Linked DNA regions of Homo sapiens: regions 1, 2, 3, 4, 6 and 7 are each linked to region 5. The links are chromatin contacts, found by Hi-C or POLR2A ChIA-PET in ENCODE. All regions are on one chromosome and are shown on one strand. The core of a region is the stretch at or near the end of the contact, and the rest is flanking DNA. Distances in the headings are between cores, read along the strand shown. Region 1 has its middle 43 kb from the start of FNDC1. Region 2 has its middle 22 kb from the start of TULP4. Region 3 overlaps LOC112267968. Region 4 overlaps TULP4 (TUB like protein 4). Region 5 holds the start of SYTL3 (synaptotagmin like 3). Region 6 has its middle 70 kb from the start of TULP4. Region 7 overlaps LINC02901 (long intergenic non-protein coding RNA 2901).

Region 1 (2,700 bases), core at 180-2,679, 480 kb after region 5:
TTTAATGATTTTTCTATTCGTGCTGCTATTGCAGGCATTTAAATGAAGGACTGTTTAGGTGAATGGCAGGAAAGTGGCATCTGACAGTCAGCCTGATGTGGTTTTCCCTCGGTGCCATGGAAATACTCATGGTGACGCAGAAAATTATGAAAATTAATAGCACCACCAAAAATTAGTACTAGGAGGGAAACTATTGCTGAACAGGGAAGAACATTCCAGAGCACAAATGTCTCCTCTTTTTATTTTGCTCCAAAAAAAATTTGTTAAGCAATATATCCATAATCCATATCATGATTCAAAAATACAGAGAACATCTGTACATTATTTAATAAAAGTACAATATTATTTTTCCTTTACAAAGAGAACACAAGTAATAATTCCTTGAAAGTAAAATGTAACATTCATCTTAAAGCTGCATCAACTTTTTGGATGAAATGTGGTTAAAATGAATACCATAAAATACATAGGAAGAAAGAAACATCAGTAAAACTCTCCTCTGAATGGCAATAGTTATCTTACATTTCCCCTGCCTTAAAATCCCACTTGGCACACATAATGAAGGCTAATCACTGTTGACTAAAAATTAGGAAATTAAGGAAAACCTTAAGCCTTCAATGCCCATAATAAATGTGCCTCATTGTTTTATTCTAAACCATGATGACCTAACCTAGGACAGGGCAGACCGCTGGTTCTGTGGTCATGTGGGAAGCTGCTCTGGGCCAACATTATTGCTCAGAGCAGCCCCTGCCAGGGCTCCTGATGACATGTCAGGAGGCCAAGTGCAGTGGGGATATTGAACAGGAGACAAGCTGTCTGCTGTCCCCATCCATCCCAGCAAGCCCTCCCACTGTTGCTGTCTGTACAGCTGCTTTCGCTGTCCCAGGCAGACTGGAAGACACCCAGCCCCCGTGGCCCTGGCCAATCAATACCGGTCTTATGTCCACTTGTCCAGGGGCTCTGCCTAGCACGAGATGGACAGTCAGCTGCTGCTCAGACAGCCATGAGTCTCCCTGCTTGGCATCTGTGTTCCAGGCAGCAGCACCATGAGCATATTCACAGATACTGGGGTCTCAGTTTAACCAACTCTTTTTTTTTCTTCAATGCAGCGTGCTTCCTCGTATAGGAAAACCGGAGGATTTCCTCAAATTGCTGAGTGATAATGTAGCACTGAGACCAGGGAAAATGATTTTGCTTCTCCTCTGAGTAAAACACTGCTTTCCTTACAGGTAAATCACACAGCCATGGAGGCACCCACATCTTTGGCTCAGATGAAGCTGCCAGAGTGACCCACTGGGTCCAGCGCAGATGCCCTCAATTCAAGAGATGGGTCTGGAGCTGGGCAGGTGTGGAGGGGGGTCTGGTCCAAGACTAAGTCCCTGAATCACCCCTGGGAAGAGAGCGGCCAGGCCTTCTGGAGCAAGGCTCGGATGATGCAAGCAGTGTGACTCCTGTGTCCTTGCAGAGCTGGGGCCTGGCCAGGCAGCATGACCTTCTTTTCCAACTGAACGGCCACTCCTGAGTGTCTGTCTCACGGGCAGACAGCCTTTCTGCCTAGAGAAAAGCATTTGGTCAGGGTCCAAACTGTGTCCCAAGGAACTGTCTTATTCTGCTCACATTTTCTGTTTTTTTTTTTTGCCAAAGCTATATGTGTATTATTTTGGTAATATTATTGTAACTGGTAAAAGTAAACACTAAGAAGAGATAAGCACAGAAACTTAAAAAGAAAAAGTCAAAATTCAATACATGGGACAGTGCACAGTGGCAGCCAGGATGGCATCATTGCATGTTAAACAATAGCTTCCCACACAGAAGCCAGTCACCTTTCCTAAGAAGGCAGCGAGACCTCAGGAAGCCAGGCGATGATCGAAACTTAACCAGCCACCAGAACCTGCATCAGCGACACCAGGTCTTTCTGGTGACAGCAGTGAGAGTGAATGGTTCAAAAGTGGAGTGCAAACATCAGATTCACTTCTTCTTTTTTTTTTTTTTTAGATGGAGTCTCGCTCTGTCACCCAGGCTGGAGTGCAGTGGCGCGATCTCGGCTCACTGCAACCTCCACCTCCTGGGCTCAAGCAATTCTCCTGCCTCAGCCTCCTGAGTAGCTGGGATTACAGGCGCCCGCCACCATGCCCGGGTAATTTTTTTATTTTTAGTAGAGACAGGGTTTCGCCATGTTGGTCAGGCTGGTCTTGAATTCCTGACCTTAGGTGATCTGCCTGCCTTGGCCTCCCAAAGTGTTTGGATTACAGGCATGAGCCACTGCGCCCGGCCATCAGATTCACTTCTGAAGAACCGCCGGGTGCTGTTTTATCACAAACTCCCTGCACTTACCTATTTCTCTCCACAACAAATGGTAGAAGAGTGAAAAAAAATTTTCCCCACAATTTATTCTCCATAATCTCTAAACATCCGTGTTAACAAAAAGCTGTCACTAAATAAAAATACATCTTTAGTTTCACGGCTGTGGCTGAGACAGGTGTGTGGAGCGGTGCGGCTGGCTCCCTCTGGGGCCTACCTGACCCTTTTTCTTCTGAGCTGCAGGAAGGCACCGGGTCTGAGGGAGCCCCTTCCGGCCTGGGACCCATGGGGTGAGCTGCAGCAGCGGCCGACCACCCACCTGCACCTGCCTGGCACCTGCCGCCTGGGAAGGGTCCGCTTGTGCCCACTGACCATACCCACCAGCATCCGAGAGCACACCCT
Region 2 (2,708 bases), core at 198-2,697, 360 kb before region 5:
CGCGCCCAGCCATGAGTGTTGAATTTTAGGATACTTTTTTGCTTGTATTGCAATAATCTTTTTCCCTGCTCTTTACTCTTTTAGTATGATGAATTATATCTAATAGATTATATTTCTAATTAGTAGACAAACAGATTTTCTAATAACCTCTTAGAACTAGTTGTGGCTATTATCACTTTTTAAATATTCTGATTGAGTTTGTGTAATACTGCTGTAGGCTATTCCTGAATGTTTGGTAGAACTCGTTTGTAAACTATATGGCCTGATTTCTTTGTGGGATGATTTTAAACTACAGATTCATTTTCTTTAGTGGTTATAGAACAATTTAGACTGTCTTTCTTCTTGAGGTAGTTTTGTTAAATTGTGTTTCTTAGGAATTTACTCATTTCATATGTTATCTAATTTTATAACATTAAGTTGTTCATGGTATTATTTTATCTTAAGTTTCATGGTGTCTGTAGTTAGTTGTAGCCCTCTTTTCATTGTCAGTATTTATTTGTGCTGCTCTGTCTTTATCTATCTTGCCAGAGCTTTGTGTCTTTGATTACATTTTGCAAAGAATCAGTGTTTGGCTTTGTTTAGCTTGTCTAATTTTTTTTTCTTTTTATTTATTTAATTTCTGTTTTTACTATCTTCTTCCTTTACTCTCTTTTGGTTTATGCTGTACTTTTCTAACTTCTTTAAGTTGAATGTTTAGCCCCTTAATTTATAACATGTTTTCTTTTCTAACATAAGTTTTATAACATTTTATAACAGTTTCTTCTTTTATAACATAAGTTGTTGTTGTTGTTTTGTTTTGTTTTGTTTTTTGAGACAGCGTCTCATTTTGTGGTCCAGGCTGGAGTACGGTGGTGCAATCATGGCTTACTTCAGCCTTGACCTCCTGGGCTCAAGTGATCCTCCTACTTCAGCCTTCTGAGAAGCTGGGACCACAGGCATGTGCCACCATGCCTGGCTGATTTTTTAATTTTTTGTAGAGACGGGGTCTCACTGTGTTGCCCAGGATGGTCTTGAACTCCTAGGTTCAAGCAGTCCTCCCACCCTGGCCTCCTAAAGTGTTGGGATTGCACATGTAATCCACCATGCCCAGACTAACATAAGCATTTAAGGCAATGAATTTTCTTTCAAAATACCACCTTTGCTATAGCCAAGAAGTGTTTTGTTTTGTTTTGAGACAGGGTCTCACCCTGTCACTGGAGTGTAGTGGCGTGATTAATGGCTCACTGCAGCCCCCACCTCCTAGACTTAAGCCATCCTCCCACCTCAGTCTCTTGTGTAGCTGGGACCATAGGCGCATGCCACCATGCTGGCTAATTTTAAAATTTTTTGTAGAAACGGGGTCCCACTGTGTTGCCCTGGCTGATCTCGATCTCCTGGGCTCAAGCATCCACATCAGCATTTGTTATTTTCTGACTCTTTTAGTAATAGCCATTTTAACTGGGGTGAGAAGACATCTGCTTGTGGTTTTGATTTGCATTTCCCTGATGATAGTGATGTGGAGCACTTTTTCATGTACCTGCTCTCCATTTGTTGTCTCCTTTTGAGAAATGTCTTTTCAGATCCTTTGCCCATTTTCAAATCAGAATGTCTTTTGCTGTTGAGTTCCTTATATATTCTAGTTGTTAATCCTTTGTTGGATGAATAATTTTGCAAATGTTTTCTCCCATTCTGTGGATTATGTCTACTTCGTTGATTGTTTCCTTTGCTGTGCAGAAGCTTTGTACATTTTCATTTATTTTTCCTTTTGTATTGTTTTTCTCTTTCTAGGGGATTGATTTTGGTCTCCCCTGCTCCCACCTCCCTTCTGTTTTTACCCCTCCAGTGATTTAGAAGTTTTATACTTTATTTCTAGTTTTTTAGTGATTGCCCTTTAAATTTTACCATGCTTACCTAAGATAATTAAGTATAAGGTTGAGTATTTTAACTATCCTTCTAAAACAATATAAAGGCCTTAGAGTACTTTTGGCTCTGGTCATCCTTGTTTGATCAAATTGTCTTTTTTTTATTTTTTAGTTTTCTACCTTCCCCCCCACATTTGTCATAGACACAGTCTAGTGGTTAAGCACATAAACTAGAAACTGAAACCGGCAGCCTGGTGTGACACCCAGCTCTGCTGCCTACCGGATAGTGTCGGGCAAGCATTTAACCTGCCTGTGCCTCAATTTCCTCACCTATAAAATGTGGACAACAAAAGGATCTTTCTCATAAGGCTAAGGCTTTTCAATGAGAAATATAGTACCTATAAAGCATTAAGAGCTATACCTAGAAGTTGATAAGTACTGTGTATTAATATGAGTCTGCTGTTTCTGCTTTATTGTTCTGTTTTGAACAGACATTGTTTAATTTTACCTACATATTTAACAATTTCTTTTTTCGTTGTTTCTTAGACCTTCCTTCTGAGACATTTTCCTTCTACCTGAAGAATATTGTTTAGATGTTATATTGCGAGGTCAGTTGGCCTTAAATTTCAGCTGTTATTCTTTTGAAATGGTCTTCTTATTTCACTCTAATTCTTAAAAGACAATCTTTCTGGGAATATAATTGTGTTTTCTTTGAGTGCTTTGAAGATACTATTTCATTGATTTTGGCAGCCAGTGCCGCTGTTGAGATGTCTCTGTCATCTAATTGTCATTCTTTTGTAAGCACCTGTCTTTTCCTTTTGGCTACTTCTGAACTCTTCTCTTGGTGTTTTTATTGTGCACTTTTAC
Region 3 (2,757 bases), core at 105-2,604, 410 kb after region 5:
TAGCCTCAGAGCTGTTTGTGGTAATATGTTACAGCGCCCCTGGAAATGAATACACTGCCTTTTCCTGAACCCTCCTATTATTCTATCTTATTTTCTCTTGAGACCCATCAGTTCTGACACTATGTTTTATTTTTTCACACACACGTTTGCCTTCTACCAGATCACAACCCCCAGAGGGCAGGATCCAGCTTGACTGCCCTCATGCCACCTCTCTCGAGGATTCCTGAAGGGTTGGTACTCTGGTAATGTCTGCATGGTACTGCACGAGGAAGCTGGAGCACCAATGAGTTAATGCCCCTGAAGGGACTTGACCGACTCAGAGGGAGCTGGAGCACTTCCTTGGCCTCCATGGCAGCCCCTCCCCTCCATGGCTGGGTCAGCCTGATTCTGGCTCAGCCCTGAGACTTCTTTGTTGCTTCAAGTCTTAGGACGTCCTCACCCAACCTCCCTGGTAGACTTCAGACAGCACTGGGTGAGGGGCTTATCCTCTTTGCACCCCCGTTGTCCTCATCAGCACTTAGAGCCCTTGAGGACTTGGTCTCCAGCCAGATTTCAGGCTCAGTTTGTCTTATCTATCTGCTTGGCCGGTCCCCTAGCCCCCTGTCCCTACGGCGAACTCTCTGACTGCAGTGCAGTGATACCAGCCCCTTGGCAGTGGGTTGATTTGCGTGCCCACCTGCCCCCAACCTTATTTATGTGTTGGAGTCCCCAGTACCTCAGATTGTGGCCTTACTTGGAGATAGGATCGCTACAGAAGGAATTTGGTTAAAGTGAGGTCTTTAGGGTGGGCAATCCAGGATGACTGATATACTCACAAAAACTAGAAATTTGAGCACAAATATGTATAGAGGGAAGAGGATGTGAAGACGCAGGGAGAAATCAGCCATCTACCAGCTGAGGAGAGAGTCCTGGAACAAACTCTTCTCTCACAGCCTCAGAAGGAACCAACCCTGCTGACACCTTGATCTTGGACTTCCAGCCTCCAGAACCAGGAGATGTACATTTCTGCCATTTAACCCACCCAGTCTGTGGTCCCTTGTAATGGCAGCCCTCGCAGGCGACCACTCTAGTAGTTCTCAAACCATCCAAACCCTTCCCTGGGGGCAGGCGCCATGCTCAGAGGTTTACCTGAATTATCTCATTTAATTCTCTTAAAAACACAGTATCTGAAGTTCCTTTTTATGAAAAGAAGCGTTGTCTATGCTGGTTGGCCTGTGCTGACATTGTAAACGAACCCATCTGAATGAATCAAAAACAGCAGTCACAGGATTGCATGATATCCCAGAGACTACAACGGGAGGGACAGTTCAAAGGGCATAGCCATGCTCAGGCCAGCGTGAGTGGAGATGCCAGGGCTTCTTGTGGTCATCTGATATTAGAGGGGGTGGAACTTCCCACATTAGTAAGAGAAAGAATTTTTTCTAACTTGGAGGAAGCCATTCTGCAAGGAGAAAATCCATTTGTGACGCCCAGTTTGAAAGACTCTTACCTCACATGTGACTAGGACATCTGTGTCAGAAAGGAAGTGGGTGACTTATTGTATATCAAGTGCTCAGAAGAGTGACAGGCGCATAGCGAGTTCTGGGTAACTGTGGACCATTATTATTATTAGTATTCTAAAGTTTCTCTGTCAAGAAAGAGTGTCACAAACATTAATGATGGTTCCTACCTTGTACACTATGAGCTGATCCTATGAAGTTTATAGGACCACAGTTATCTACTGCAAGGATAAAACAGAAGCCATTTTTCTAGAATATTTCAGAAAGTAAAAGAAGATGACACAACCCCAACCATTTCCTGCCAAAGCCCTACATCTGTGGCTACGAACTTTGCGGAGCTGGTTTTTTATTGTGATGCTCAGTGAACCTCTCAGTTCTTACGTGTGGCTGCAAGCTTCTCTGCTATCATTTGGGCCTCTGTAAGGCTGCAGAGTGAGCCTTCTTCATGGCCCCTCCTTTTGCAGGTGTTTATATCTGCTCTCCAGTAGAAAGCCCTTCTCCACACTTTGCCATTAAGCAGTTTGCCAGAACAATTTGAAGCAAATAGGGAGGTTGTGGGAGAGTTCCCAAGTCACCCCTCAGAGATGGACTGAGATCAGAAACTTAGTAATTCTAACCTTATCAATCATCTTGGCTGTGAAGACCATCTTCACTGGCCTGGATCTTCCTTCCCCCAACCAAAACAAAAAACCAGTTAGCAGCCAGCACTTGCATCACACACCTGCTAAGTGCGAGAAATTCTGTGTTAGTTATTTCTATTTAAGCTACCTCATTCTTAGTTCTCTAAACTATGTGTGACAGCAGCTCATTTATTCTTCCTCAAAATTCTGTAGTGCAGATAAAGCTACTTCCTTAATGGATGAGGATACTGAATGAAATTTGCCTGGGTAAAATACTCAGGAAAAGACAGATTTAGGATTCCAATGTTGGTCTTCTTGGCTTCGGGTTCTAGGCTATTTCCAAATCCCCTGAAGCTTCTCAGTTTGGGAATGCCTGAGTCAGGGAGACCATTTAGGCTGGAAAGGACACGGTTGATGAAATACACTGAGAAGGTTCCACATATGAGGTCTCTCCAGAGATGTCTGGAATTCCTCAGTCAGAATCTCTGTTTTCGGCTAAGGTGCATTTACAAAGGGGCAGCAGAGGCTCTCAGTACTGACCTGGGGGGCACACAGCCCCCTGTTCCAGTGGGTCTCTAGATCAGATGGCACCACCAGCCAACGGAGGGCACAGGTGAGTATGGATGTCAGGAGAGGAT
Region 4 (2,700 bases), core at 154-2,653, 320 kb before region 5:
TCACATTAACAAGGTAGAGACCCATTTGGTGGAAACGATGCTCTTCAGTTCCAGGGCTTTTTGGTTGTTGTTGCTTTAAGAATTACTACCCACCTGCATCCTGGATTTTCTCTGTTTTCTCTAACCTACTAGTCAGATGTTTAACCTCTTAGAATAACTTCCTGACTTTTAAAGTTTTACATGTTTGACTTTCTGAGAGATTTCCTTACTTTATTTTTTAAGCTTTTCTAATCAAAATTATTTCAGAGCCATGATGGTTTTCATTTCTAACATCTTGTTCTAATCTACTGGCTGCTCCAGTTCTTATTTTATGGGCACTATATTTTCTCATACTTCTGTGAGGATACAAATTATGGTTTTAAACAATTTTTTTTTTGTCCATGCATTAGATCTGCTTTTTTTGAGGTTTTTTAAAGAGGTGTGTGTGAGTGTGTATAGGGGTGGTTCTGTGTGAATCTCCCCACCACCACCCAGATTTTTTATAATTGAGGTCTTCTTTAAATGTCTAATGATCCTTGACTATTTATTCAAATGTAAGAGTAGTGCACCATGAATCTCTTTGGCATCTTTTGTGTGTGTATATGTAGGGGGTGTTTAGCTGGTGAGCTTTATTGTATTATATAATGACCTGGGGGAGAACCAGCTGTTTTCTTGGGACTGCCAAAGGTCAGCATCCAAGCAGCTTTCTCCGTAGTGGTCCAGTTTCTTTCAGTAAGAAACTTCCAGTCACACACCTGTGAATATACTCCTGTTGCCAGCATTCTCAGAGCTGGTGTGTGTGTGTGTGTGTGTGTGTGTGTGTGTGTGTGTGTGTGTGTGTGCGTGCGTGCTGGGAAAGAGGTAGACCTAGTTATATGAAAGTTGGAGGAGCAGGAGGAGGGAGGAGGAGGAGCTAATATTGAGTATTTATTTTGTACCAGACACCATCCTAAGTGCTATAGCTCACTCAGTCCTCACATCAGCTCTGCAGCTTTGCACCTGTTATTGTCATCTTTTTTTTTTAGATGAGGAAAGTGAGGTACAGAGACGTTAAGCAGCTTGCCCAAAGTAAGGCATCTCTGCTAATTGACAGAGCTGAAATTGAACTCAGGAACCTTCTAGATTCTATGTATTTGGCTTTTCACAACATCATTCTTGTTTTCAATCCTTGTCACTATCTCTGCTGTGCCTGAGATTCCCAAAACGAGTTGTGGCTAACCCAGAGAATAACCCTTCAGTGCCTGATGTTGGTGGAGAGAAGAATTGCCTAGTTACATCTCATATGGCTCAGCAGGGGAGAGGAGTGCCCTCATGGTTGCTAAATGTGGGAATGGAATGTGAGGCAGGAGGCAGGTGAGAGGTTAGTACAGGTGGGAGGTGTCCCCGCTGTGTGGGGAGGAGGGACTTTTGCCACTAGTTCTGTTACAGGTTTGGGATTCTAGGACACTGGACACTAATGTGCCTAATCTGTAAGGCATTCTAGACTCATCTTGTGCAGTTCATTCATCTTCCCGCCTCGCAAGCCAGCAGAGCCTGACTTGGGGCCTCAGCTCTGCATGGAGCTACCTATTGGGCCTTCAACAGCGAGGGTTTTAGTCAGAAACACAGAAATGAATCCTTAGTGCACTGGGCAGTGGGTATCGTATTTTACTAGGAGGTTTTTGTCTAGAAGTTGGTCATTTCTCTGGGATATGGTATAGGATGGGTGGGAAGGGTGCCACAAGGAAAAACGTGAGAATTTGTACTGTGCAACAGTTTGGTGTTTCCAGTTGGGTCCACCCACAACCTTGACTCCAAACTTCCAAAACAAACACACCTGTGCATTTTGCCCAAGATTCTATTGCTGGGTGTTTTTATTGTACCTTCTGGCAACCTACATTTGGTTTCTCTTCCTCATTGTTGCTGTTTTAGGGAATTCTTACTGACATGTGTTGTTTTTTCCACTTGGCCTAGTTAGATTTGGTCTACTAAAATACAGAGGAGATTGTCTCTATCTTAGGGACTTTTCTTTATCCTCCTAGTCAAGCTCACTTCCAGCCTTTCTTTTTCCTCCCTGTATATAATCCCTGTGACAACGTTTAAGGCAAAACCGAGATTTGTATGTTTTAGCTCTGTTCTTTCTTTGCTGATTAAATTTTTAGAGTTTAAGGAAGAGTTCATTAATCAGAACCTTAACATTAAAAAAAAAAAAGAAGAATAACCTCGAAAGCACCATCCTTGTCAGAAAGCTCTATTTTGTAAACTCCTTGGTAGCAGAAATAAATGTTTGATGGCTTTGTTTAAAAAGGCAGTATGAGTTAATGTTTAGGACTTGGGAAGTTAATTTTATACAGAAAACAAGAGTGTAAAAACCATCTATTGTCTCTCCATTCACTTGATGTTTTTCACAATTTTAGATTTTTTTTTAACCTCTTCAGGAAATTCGCTACAGATGGCATTTGTGACTAATTAGGGAATCACTTAAACATGACCAAAGAGCTTTTGCTTGTCTCCTAGGCCTTAAAATTTTGTTTTCCTTTAATTGTGCTTTGAAAAACCTAACTATTTTCAAGATTGAAAACACCTTAGGGGAGTCAGGCTCTGTAATGTAAACTGAAATTTTCCCCTAGTAATGAAACACTTGTTTAAGTGATCAATATCTCTTTTTTAAAAAAAGCATTATTATATTTTAAATCAGCATTGTGCAATAGAAACATAATATTAACCACATATGTAATATTA
Region 5 (2,862 bases), core at 325-2,824:
ACTCGGGAGGCTGAGGCAGGAGAATAGCGTGAACCCGGGAGGCGGAGCTTGCAGTGAGCCGAGATCGCGCCACTGCAGTCCCGACTGGGTGAAAGAGCGAGACTCGGTCTCAAAAAAAAAAAAAAAAAAATAATAATAATAATAATATCCAGCAGTGTTGTTCTGCTATAATCTGCAGCCCTTCATAGTCCAAATGCCATCCTGTGGATTTTCCATTTTTTCCTTTCTTCCCCTGTGCCAAGAAGTGTGTTACTATGAGATCATGCTGAGTCAAAATAATAGTAACAGAAGAAGACGATGAGGACGAGGGTGCTGTTGAAACACTCATGGCTGAGGAATTTAATGTTGTAAAGGAAAAGAAACTCTGGCTGACACATATCTAAAGTGAGAGTCCTGTGCTGAGAAAAGCTAAAGAGATTAGCTAAGAAGTGCCTATATTTAGATCTGCTATTGAGCTGGGAAGCGGAGGCACAGTTGTGCTGAAATACCTCTGTACCCCATGAAACAGTGGCTGCTCTGAGCTTCTTGGGTCCCTCTTCCTCTCAATCCTGGTGACTGCAGCCCCTTCCCTGGGACCTCATCCCCAAGATCCAATAACTAAAGGATAACTCGTGGTATAGCAGGGCCTCCGCTGGCATTTGTTCCAATGGGTAAATATTCATGCTATAGTAGTTATTAAATAGTTTGGTGCTCAGTTCTGTGTTTGTGAAAACACTACACACTACATCAGCAGAATAGGCTAGGTTAGCTGCAGAAACAAATGGCCCTACACTCTCAGTGGTTGATGACAGCAAACATTTATTTGCCACTCACACTCCATGACCATCAAGGATCTTCCATGGCTCTGCTTCATGTCTTCTCCATGCTGAGACGAGGTTGCTGGAGCAGCCTGTGTCTGGAGTCATCAAGGGAAAGAGAAGGGAAAGAGAATGAATGGTGGCCCCAGTACTGGCTCGGTAGGTGCCAAGCCTACGTGGCACGTGGCACCTTTGCACACACTTCATTGTCTTATTGCTCTCCAGAGCAAGTCCTTGGCCATGCCTGAGTTAGCAGGGCAGGGACACTTCACGGTGCTGAGTAATACTACCTAGTACACGCACAGCATTTTGAAGGTTCCCCTTGGTGATTTCATTACAATCTTCATCGCTCTTGGCCTGGCTGTCCCCCTTTCTTGTAAATTATTCTTGAGTTAATAGCTGTTCTTTGAGATGTGGTTAGTCATTTACACTGAAGTCAATGTGAAACCCTTCACAAATGTGAGAACATTTGAATATTTGAAGGCTGTAGTCTCTGTAGGGAGTTTCCTTAGGAAGGGTGAAACATTTCACCAGCATCAGCCTGGTCTTTCCTCCAGCTAAAAATGTAAAATGTTGGCATAGAAGAGCTCCTTGATGTGGTTTTGGGGTGGCTTTGCTCCCTGGGTCCCTAGTGATGTGGGAGTAGCCACCGAGGCATGTAAGGCTGGCCACACAGGGTGCACTGCGTCAGCCTGTGCCCGACAGGAAGGGAAGAGAAATACGTCAGTTACTCTAACAAGAAGAATTGACTTCCTTCTCTGCAGAGCCGGCTCTGGTCTCTTCTCTTGAAGCAGATGCGAAGGTAGGATGAGAAGGCATGGCTGGCCGTTGCAGCAGGTCGTTTTAGGAGTGGGGGAGTGGGGTGGGTAGAGATTATAGTTATTGTAACTTTTCTTAAATTTATGACATTGAAAAGGTAGGAAACAAAACATAATAAATTAGATAAAAGATATCTTGTAATTTTATTGAATAACATACATTTAACATTTGAGATAATAATGATTTAAGTGATATGGTGGAAGTGACTTCAGAGTTAATTAAAAACCAAAACAAAACAGAAAAACACTATCCAAAAGCTATATGGTGTGATTTTTTTTTTTAAAGGGTAGAGTGTCATTTGCTTTCTTCTTTGGTTTGCAAATTCTTATACTTACAGTTTATTACTATTTTGCTCTCTCTGAATCGACTTTATTGTTTTGATCATCCGTAATTTCTCGTTTGGAGGTGGAACATAAATATCATTTTGGAATTATAAAAAAGTTAGCTAGGGTCTAATTTAAATTTCTTTTAATTAAGCTTCCTTAATCTCTAAATTGCTTGGTAAGAAAGAGACTATGAGAGGAAAGTGCACATTAGATATTAAAGATTTATTAAATTAGAATTGGGCTGGGTGCGGTGGCTCACGCCTGTAATCCCAGTACTTTGGGAGGCCAAGGTGGGTAGATCCCTTGAGATCAGGAATTTGAGACCAGCCTGGCCAACATGATGAAACCCCATCTCTAAAAAAAAAAAAAAAATACAAAAATTAGCTGGGTGTGGTGGCAGGCACCTGTAATCCCAGCTGCCCAGGAGGCTGAGGCACGAGAATCACTTGAACCTGGGAGGCGGAGGTGGCAGTGAGCCAAGATCCTGCCACTGCAATCCAGCCTGGGCAACAGAGTAAGACTCCGTCTCAAAAAAAGAAAAAAAGAAATTAGAATTGGTGTAGAAAAGATTATTTAGCCAAGATAGTTGGAGATTCTAACTTAGCTGCTTTGCCTAAATGAAGCATAAGGTTTTGGAGTTAAACAGACCCAGTTTAGAGTGTGAGTTTAGGTAAGTTACTTAATCACTCCAAGACTCACTCTCCTCATCTGTAGAATGGGTACATTTACTTCATAATGTGGCAATAAGGATTAGTAGAGATAATGTATGCAAAGTACTTAAACTATCTGGTTCAGAGTAAGAGCTAAATAAATAGTAGCTGTTGGCACAACAGAAAGCATAACAACAATTGTGAGTAGTACCTAGAAGGATATAATAATATTAATTCTCGGCCGGGTGTGATGGCTCACGCCTGTCATCT
Region 6 (2,734 bases), core at 53-2,552, 410 kb before region 5:
GGCTGGGAGGTGTAGGTTGTAGTGAGCTGAGATCACGCCACTGCACTCCAGCCTGGGCACCATTGAGCACTGAGTGAACGAGACTCCGTCTGCAATCCCGGCACCTCGGGAGGCCAAGGCTGGCGGATCACTCGCGGTTAGGGGCTGGAGACCGCCCGGCCAATACAGCGAAACCCCGTCTCCACCAAAACCAGTCAGGCGTGAAATTGTTTTTTTTTTGAGATGGTGTCTCGCTCTGTCACCCAGGCTGGAGTGCAGTGGCGTGACCTTGGCTCACCGCAACCTCTGCGTCTCTGGTTCAAGCGATTCTTCTGCCTCAGCCTCCCGAGTAGCCGGGACTACAGGCACGCACCATCACGCCCAGCTAATTTTTGTATTTTTAGTAGAGACGGGGTTTTACCGTATTGGCCAGGCTGGTCTCGAACTCCTGACCTTGTGATCTGCCTGCCTCCGCCTCCCAAAGTGCTGGGATTACAGGCATGAGCCACCGCGCCAGGCCAGCTTTGTTAAATTCTATAGCTTGTAGTTGTTTCTTGGAAAGCTTAAACTCTACTCTTTCCGCATTGGTTAATTTCACTTTCTTCTTGGAGTCAAAGACATTTTGGTCCTTGTTAATGGTAATGATGTTATTTGCAATTACATCTAGTAACCCTACATCCGTTGGTTTTAGTAGTAGTATTTGATTGTAAAGTTGCAGAGCCTCCTCTGTTTGACCCTGAAGCTGCAGAATATAGGCCATCTGACCATAAGTGATGGCCAGTCCTGCCTGTGGGTCTTCCTCAGTCTCATCAGTGTCTTCTGATAATGAATGGTGGCAAAGACCTTCAGCTTTTTGTAGGATGTTCATGGCCTGGTTCAGCTGGCCGTGGTCTATCAGTGCACATGCAGTGTTTAGCACAGCTCATGTGTGCCTTCTTGGAAGCCCAGGCTCTCTGGAGCCACTTTTTCCCAATTGCTTTGAGCTGCAACAACTGCTGAAGGGTTTGTTTTCCTCTCCTCATCATAAGCATCGTGGGAGTTTCGGACGAGATCTCTTTATGCCACTAAGCATTCATCATAGTGTTCCAAACGGTGTAACACTTATCCATAAAGCTCCTTCAGTTTGTCTGTCTGCCGGTTGGTACTTTCTACTGTCTTCAAGACATTCTCAATTCTGTTGAGCCTGTACTCGCAATATGCCTTTTCAAAGGAGAGAGAGTTATTGGCTAACAGTTTGGTGCAAGTATTGATGACATTCAAGGCTTCTCTGAAACTTCCTTTCTGGATAAGGCATATCACTTTACAATGCAGGCCAGTTACATCATCTTTGTGGATCTGCAGTATCTTATTGACAGGCTTGAGAGCACACAGGAAGTTGCTGTTCTGGCCGTACCGGTTCACTTCACTCCACACAGCACAGGCACTGAAACTCCACCCTGCTGCTCACTGTCGCCCAGGCTGGAGTGCAGTGGCGCAATCTTGGCTCACTGCAACCTTCGCCTCCCGGGTTCAAGTGATTCTCCTTGCCCCAGCTTCCCAAGTAGCTGGGATTACAGGTGCCCACCACAACACCCGGCTAATTTTTTTGTTGTTTTTAGTAGAGACAGGGTTTCACTATGTTGGCTAGGCTGGTCTCGAACTCCTGACTTCGTGATCCGCCCGCCTCGGCCTCCCAAAGTGCTGGGATTGCAGACGTGAGCCACCGCACCCGGCCTATCATGGAAATTTTAAAACATTGCTAACAGTGGAGACTGGTGTAATAAAGCACTGTATCTTGCCCAGCTTTGGCAATTTTAAAACGTTACCAGTTTTGTTTGAGCAATACCTCTCACGTCCCTCCACTTGGATTATTTTAAAGCAAATCAAGCTGTCATATAATTTTGTCTGTAAATATTTTAGTACATGTCTCCAAAAGAAAAAGACCCCTTAAAATAATTACAATACTATTATCTTACCTTAAAAATTTTTTCTTAGTATCATCAGATATCCAATCAATACTCCTTGACTGCAGTATATATTTGTGTGTATGTATGTGTGTGTATGGGCGTGTACGTGTGTGTGTGTGTGTTTATATCATATCATATATATATATATGATTGTTTGAATTAAGATGCAAATAAGGTCCATACATTGCAGTTGGATGGTTTAAAGTCTCTTTTAACCTATAGGTTCTCTATCTTTTTTTTTCTTTGCAACTCTTTATTGAAGAAACTGAATTTTATTCTTTGCATCCTTGTAATGTAAAATATGTTATTTTATTTCTTGTGTTTCCTGTACATTGGTAGTTCATTGTAGAGGCTAAATCAAAAGAATCCAATTTTATTTTTTTGTGAGGGCAGGATTATTTTCATCAGGAAGTCTTCTTTCTTTCTTTTTGTGATACTAGCAACCATTCTTGAATGTTAACTTGGTCTATGAGTTCAGGAGGGATTACAATATGGTTACATCCTGTCATTTAGTTATTAGCTGAAATAGGTGTGTGTGTGTGTGTGTGTGTGTGTGTGTGTGTGTGTGTAGAAATTCTCCTTTGTCAATTATTTGGTTACCTTGAGGTATAGAGTGTATAGGAAGGGTTTGAAAAGTGTCTGATTATTTCCCTTGATTTACCAGTTTTCAAAGTTATGATTTGGTCCCCTAGCATCCTCCAGTGGTGATGGTTGAGGGTTTTAAATTTTTTCGCATAACATTATGAACGCCTATTTTAGCATACGTGGTGTGTTTCAGTCCATTGCAGTTACTGTCCTTTCGATGCTCA
Region 7 (2,700 bases), core at 42-2,541, 260 kb after region 5:
AAGACCAGCCTGGCTAAGATGGTGAAACCCCATCTCTACTAAAAATACAAAAATTAGCCAGGCATGGCGGCAGGCGCCTATAATCCAGCTACTCAGGAGGCAGAGACAGGAGAATTGCTTGAACCCGGGCAGCAGAGGTTTCAGTGAGCCGAGATTGCGCCACTGCACTCCAGCCTGGGTGACAGAGTGAGCCTCCCGAGTAGCTGGGACTACAGGCACCCGCCACCACACCGGGCTAATGTGTTTTTGTATTTTTAGTAGAGACGGGGTTTCACCGTGTTAGCCAGGATGGTCTCGATCTCCTGACCTCCTGATCCGCCCGCCTTGGCATCCCAAAGTGCTGGGATTCCAGGCGTGAGCCACCGCGCCCGGCCTATCATGTTTTATTTCTTAAGCTGGGTAGTGGGGGAGTAAAAGGTGCTGATTGTGTTATTTTTTATGCCTTTGTGTATTATTTGATTTTTTTTTCTTTTTTTTTTAAGAGGAAGAAGTGAAGATAAGAAACCACTCGAAGCCGGTGTCTGGTGCTGGGACCGTGGTGGCTGGGACGGCAGCAGTCGTGCTGTCCATCTGCTCTTCCGAGGGGTGGCACATCCTAGCCTCTATCTTTTCCCCAGAGAAGATCCCCCTCGTCTGCTCTTCCCCCGTCTCAGCCTTTTAGTGTGTGAACAGTTCTGGTGTTACTCAGCAACGCTTTTGTTAGCGCCTTTACCAGCAAGTACTTGTTAAACACTTAAATCTTACAAGTGGAAAGAAAATTCCGTGGTAAATTTAAGTACAAAAGTCAACCAAAATTCTGAGTCTCGGACAAGACTGGTTAAAAATCGTTCTACAATGAAACTAATAAATTAAATCATATAAAACTTTTATTGCTTTGCAAGGAAGCTTTAGTATTAAATGTAAGCATTTTCATCTGGTGATTCTTCCCAGTCTCCTGTGGTAATAATACCTGGACAGGGAAGAAATCTTTTGAGATAACTAAACTATACTGGGAAATGGGCCCCTTGCTAAGTTTCCTGTGGCAGTGACACCCCCTCTGTTGCAAATATTTTCTCCGATGCGTGGTTTCAGTTCCAAGCCAAACCCGTTCTACAGCGTGCTTTGTACCTTTCCAGAGACTGATCGGTATCAGCTTGCCAGGGCTTTAAACCCCATTCATTCTTTCATTACTTAAAAGCCTCTTTCTTTGGAAAACCTTTGAGTGAAGCATAAAATTAGCATCTAAAAAGACATAGCAGCAACTGAACCCAGGAACGTCAGGGAATATGTGACCACCAGCACCATTATTGACCTTCCTAAGTGCAGTTTGATGGGGGAAGGGGCTATGCAGGTGGAAAAAGGTGGCCGAGAGGTGGAGGTCCCCCGGCAGGGGCAGTCGCCTCTCTGGCCTGAGCCAGAAACTCCCAATTCTCATGGGTGGCTGATGAGAGAACCCCTCCCCTCCTTTGTATTTAATCCTTTCTCTAACTCACTTCTAAGCTGACATCAGAAAATCTTTGAAGAAAAGCACAGGGGAGGCCTATTTCAGTGACTTTCACTTCTCTAAATGTTTGTTCTTTTCAGTTAGTTGTAAAATATGTTTGAATAATATTTTCAATTCTCTTTCACCACTGTTCTACAAAATGTGAGCCTGTAGGCATTGTTTTTTTTAAATGAAAAAGAAAAGATTGATTTTAGGAATCACATTCAAAGTGTTTGATGAATCAGGGCTCAGCTTAGCATTCAAGAACATGGCTGGGAAGTTTCCACTTTGTTTTCGCCCTAGATTCGTCTTTAAATCTTTTGTCTCCTATATTTTTCCAGCTCTGTGGACTTCTTTGAAGAGAAGAGGGCTATGAGGATTGAAGAAAGAAAGGCTTTTATCCAGTAATTTGTAATGATCCCATTGGATGATTATGGAATATTTTTTGTATACGTAACCCCTCAGGGAAAATCTGAGCCTATCTCTACCCTTAAAAACTCTGGTAGCCTGATGGCGGGTGGCGGGGAGAGAAGAAATCCTGTTTCTCCTTTCCCTGATTTTGTCCCCAAACTACATCTTGCTTTGAAAGTAGAGGAGTTGGAAGGAGAGGAGTTAGTCTCTCATGGGGCCCCTGGAAGGCAGATAGCTGCCAATCTTTGTGTGCATTTTGTCAAGAATGGCTGCCTTCTAAAAACAAACCAACTCTCCTCGATGCCTCAGGTCAGGGATCTGGGAGAGACTGGATTGTATAAAAGATGTTTCCAAGGCAAAAAAGCATTGCTCTCTTGGGGCATTTACAGAGGATGTCATCAGTGGGCACTTGGAAGTTCTAGAAGTCATGTGGGGTGCTGGTGTCTGCAGTTCCTGGTGTGCTCAGGACATTCTGTGTCTGCATAGAGGGTTGCTGCCCTATGGCTGGCCAGCTCATACCTGCACAATTACTTCCAGCACCTTGGCAGGCAGGAAAGGGACTACAAATATACCAACAGGGTAGGCGTTTGCTCTGGGGAAGAGGCTGATTTGGGGTGAATAGTTCATACCACAGGAAGCCCGCTGTGTGTGGTGGGCAGGTGACATTTGGACTGGGCTCCTGGTGGCTTTTGGCTCTCTTCCAGTTTGGCCTAACAATGAAATTACACGTTGAAGGGGTTTGTTACTGTTGATCTTTATTCCACAGCCTGGCTTCTTGGTAAAGGCATCCATGTTGTCCGTGTCTACATTTCCTCATCTCCCATTAA

Evidence for each region. A loop is a pair of places that touch in the nucleus more often than their neighbours do. ChIA-PET counts read pairs that join two places held with the same protein, here RNA polymerase II (POLR2A). Pooled maps may share reads with other maps.
Region 1: a map with no recorded cell type shows a loop between it and region 5 (7-fold over the local background). The contact joins the enhancer-like site here to the promoter of SYTL3 in region 5. A Hi-C loop is called at or near these places in 3 of 168 maps with a recorded cell type or tissue (GM12878, gastrocnemius medialis and sigmoid colon), 6 of 37 single-sample maps with no recorded cell type and 4 of 50 pooled maps. POLR2A ChIA-PET finds 5 or more read pairs at or near these places in 1 of 52 experiments (OCI-LY7).
Region 2: a map of B cell shows a loop between it and region 5 (2.2-fold over the local background). The contact joins the enhancer-like site here to the promoter of SYTL3 in region 5. A Hi-C loop is called at or near these places in 2 of 168 maps with a recorded cell type or tissue (B cell and natural killer cell), 5 of 37 single-sample maps with no recorded cell type and 9 of 50 pooled maps. POLR2A ChIA-PET finds 5 or more read pairs at or near these places in 1 of 52 experiments (activated CD4-positive, alpha-beta memory T cell).
Region 3: a map of naive thymus-derived CD4-positive, alpha-beta T cell shows a loop between it and region 5 (3-fold over the local background). The contact joins the enhancer-like site here to the promoter of SYTL3 in region 5. A Hi-C loop is called at or near these places in 1 of 168 maps with a recorded cell type or tissue (naive thymus-derived CD4-positive, alpha-beta T cell) and 7 of 50 pooled maps. POLR2A ChIA-PET finds 5 or more read pairs at or near these places in 3 of 52 experiments (GM12878, activated CD4-positive, alpha-beta T cell and activated naive CD4-positive, alpha-beta T cell).
Region 4: a loop to region 5 is called in a pooled map, with 5 times the contacts of the local background. The contact joins the enhancer-like site here to the promoter of SYTL3 in region 5. A Hi-C loop is called at or near these places in 13 of 37 single-sample maps with no recorded cell type and 5 of 50 pooled maps. POLR2A ChIA-PET finds 5 or more read pairs at or near these places in 2 of 52 experiments (GM10248 and GM12878).
Region 6: a map with no recorded cell type shows a loop between it and region 5 (2.8-fold over the local background). The contact joins the enhancer-like site here to the promoter of SYTL3 in region 5. A Hi-C loop is called at or near these places in 4 of 168 maps with a recorded cell type or tissue (CD8-positive, alpha-beta T cell, ascending aorta, dorsolateral prefrontal cortex and 1 more), 7 of 37 single-sample maps with no recorded cell type and 20 of 50 pooled maps. POLR2A ChIA-PET finds 5 or more read pairs at or near these places in 5 of 52 experiments (H1, OCI-LY7, activated naive CD4-positive, alpha-beta T cell and 2 more).
Region 7: a loop to region 5 is called in a map with no recorded cell type, with 11 times the contacts of the local background. The contact joins the enhancer-like site here to the promoter of SYTL3 in region 5. A Hi-C loop is called at or near these places in 6 of 37 single-sample maps with no recorded cell type and 6 of 50 pooled maps. POLR2A ChIA-PET finds 5 or more read pairs at or near these places in 2 of 52 experiments (GM12878 and H1).

The regions. Positions count from the first base shown.
Region 1 is chr6:159,125,331-159,128,030 of GRCh38, forward strand. No RefSeq gene overlaps it. Among named protein-coding and RNA genes, the nearest start is that of FNDC1, 43 kb to the right of the region's middle. RefSeq lists enhancers at 1-2,482, 1,969-2,048 and a silencer at 2,439-2,488. Within about 2 kb of position 1,430, at least 12 of the 41 ENCODE cell types and tissues checked have a DNase peak (open chromatin) inside an H3K27ac peak, as active enhancers do; they include OCI-LY7 and gastrocnemius medialis, where a contact is called at or near this core.
Region 2 is chr6:158,288,789-158,291,496 of GRCh38, forward strand. It overlaps a transcript of TULP4 not described here. Among named protein-coding and RNA genes, the nearest start is that of TULP4, 22 kb to the right of the region's middle. RefSeq lists a silencer at 2,127-2,176. Within about 2 kb of position 1,448, at least 7 of the 41 ENCODE cell types and tissues checked have a DNase peak (open chromatin) inside an H3K27ac peak, as active enhancers do; they include B cell and natural killer cell, where a contact is called at or near this core.
Region 3 is chr6:159,060,922-159,063,678 of GRCh38, forward strand. LOC112267968 reads right to left here. Exons shown (of 5, transcript XM_047419645.1): 5 at 957-2,757. The coding sequence ends at 2,615. Among named protein-coding and RNA genes, the nearest start is that of TAGAP, 17 kb to the left of the region's middle. Within about 2 kb of position 1,355, at least 7 of the 41 ENCODE cell types and tissues checked have a DNase peak (open chromatin) inside an H3K27ac peak, as active enhancers do.
Region 4 is chr6:158,327,308-158,330,007 of GRCh38, forward strand. The region is part of intron 1 of TULP4 (TUB like protein 4); the gene reads left to right. Among named protein-coding and RNA genes, the nearest start is that of SNORA116, 5.7 kb to the left of the region's middle. Within about 2 kb of position 1,404, at least 3 of the 41 ENCODE cell types and tissues checked have a DNase peak (open chromatin) inside an H3K27ac peak, as active enhancers do.
Region 5 is chr6:158,648,480-158,651,341 of GRCh38, forward strand. It overlaps SYTL3 (synaptotagmin like 3), which reads left to right and starts at 1,575. Exons shown (of 18, transcript NM_001242394.2): 1 at 1,575-1,599.
Region 6 is chr6:158,241,394-158,244,127 of GRCh38, forward strand. It overlaps a transcript of TULP4 not described here and the pseudogene SRP72P2. Among named protein-coding and RNA genes, the nearest start is that of TULP4, 70 kb to the right of the region's middle. RefSeq lists enhancers at 840-949, 1,060-1,129, 1,530-1,579. Within about 2 kb of position 1,303, at least 17 of the 41 ENCODE cell types and tissues checked have a DNase peak (open chromatin) inside an H3K27ac peak, as active enhancers do; they include OCI-LY7, where a contact is called at or near this core.
Region 7 is chr6:158,909,485-158,912,184 of GRCh38, forward strand. It overlaps LINC02901 (long intergenic non-protein coding RNA 2901), which reads left to right. Exons shown (of 3, transcript NR_160980.1): 3 at 483-869. Among named protein-coding and RNA genes, the nearest start is that of LINC02901, 41 kb to the left of the region's middle. RefSeq lists enhancers at 525-1,318, 1,319-2,112. Within about 2 kb of position 1,292, at least 10 of the 41 ENCODE cell types and tissues checked have a DNase peak (open chromatin) inside an H3K27ac peak, as active enhancers do; they include GM12878, where a contact is called at or near this core.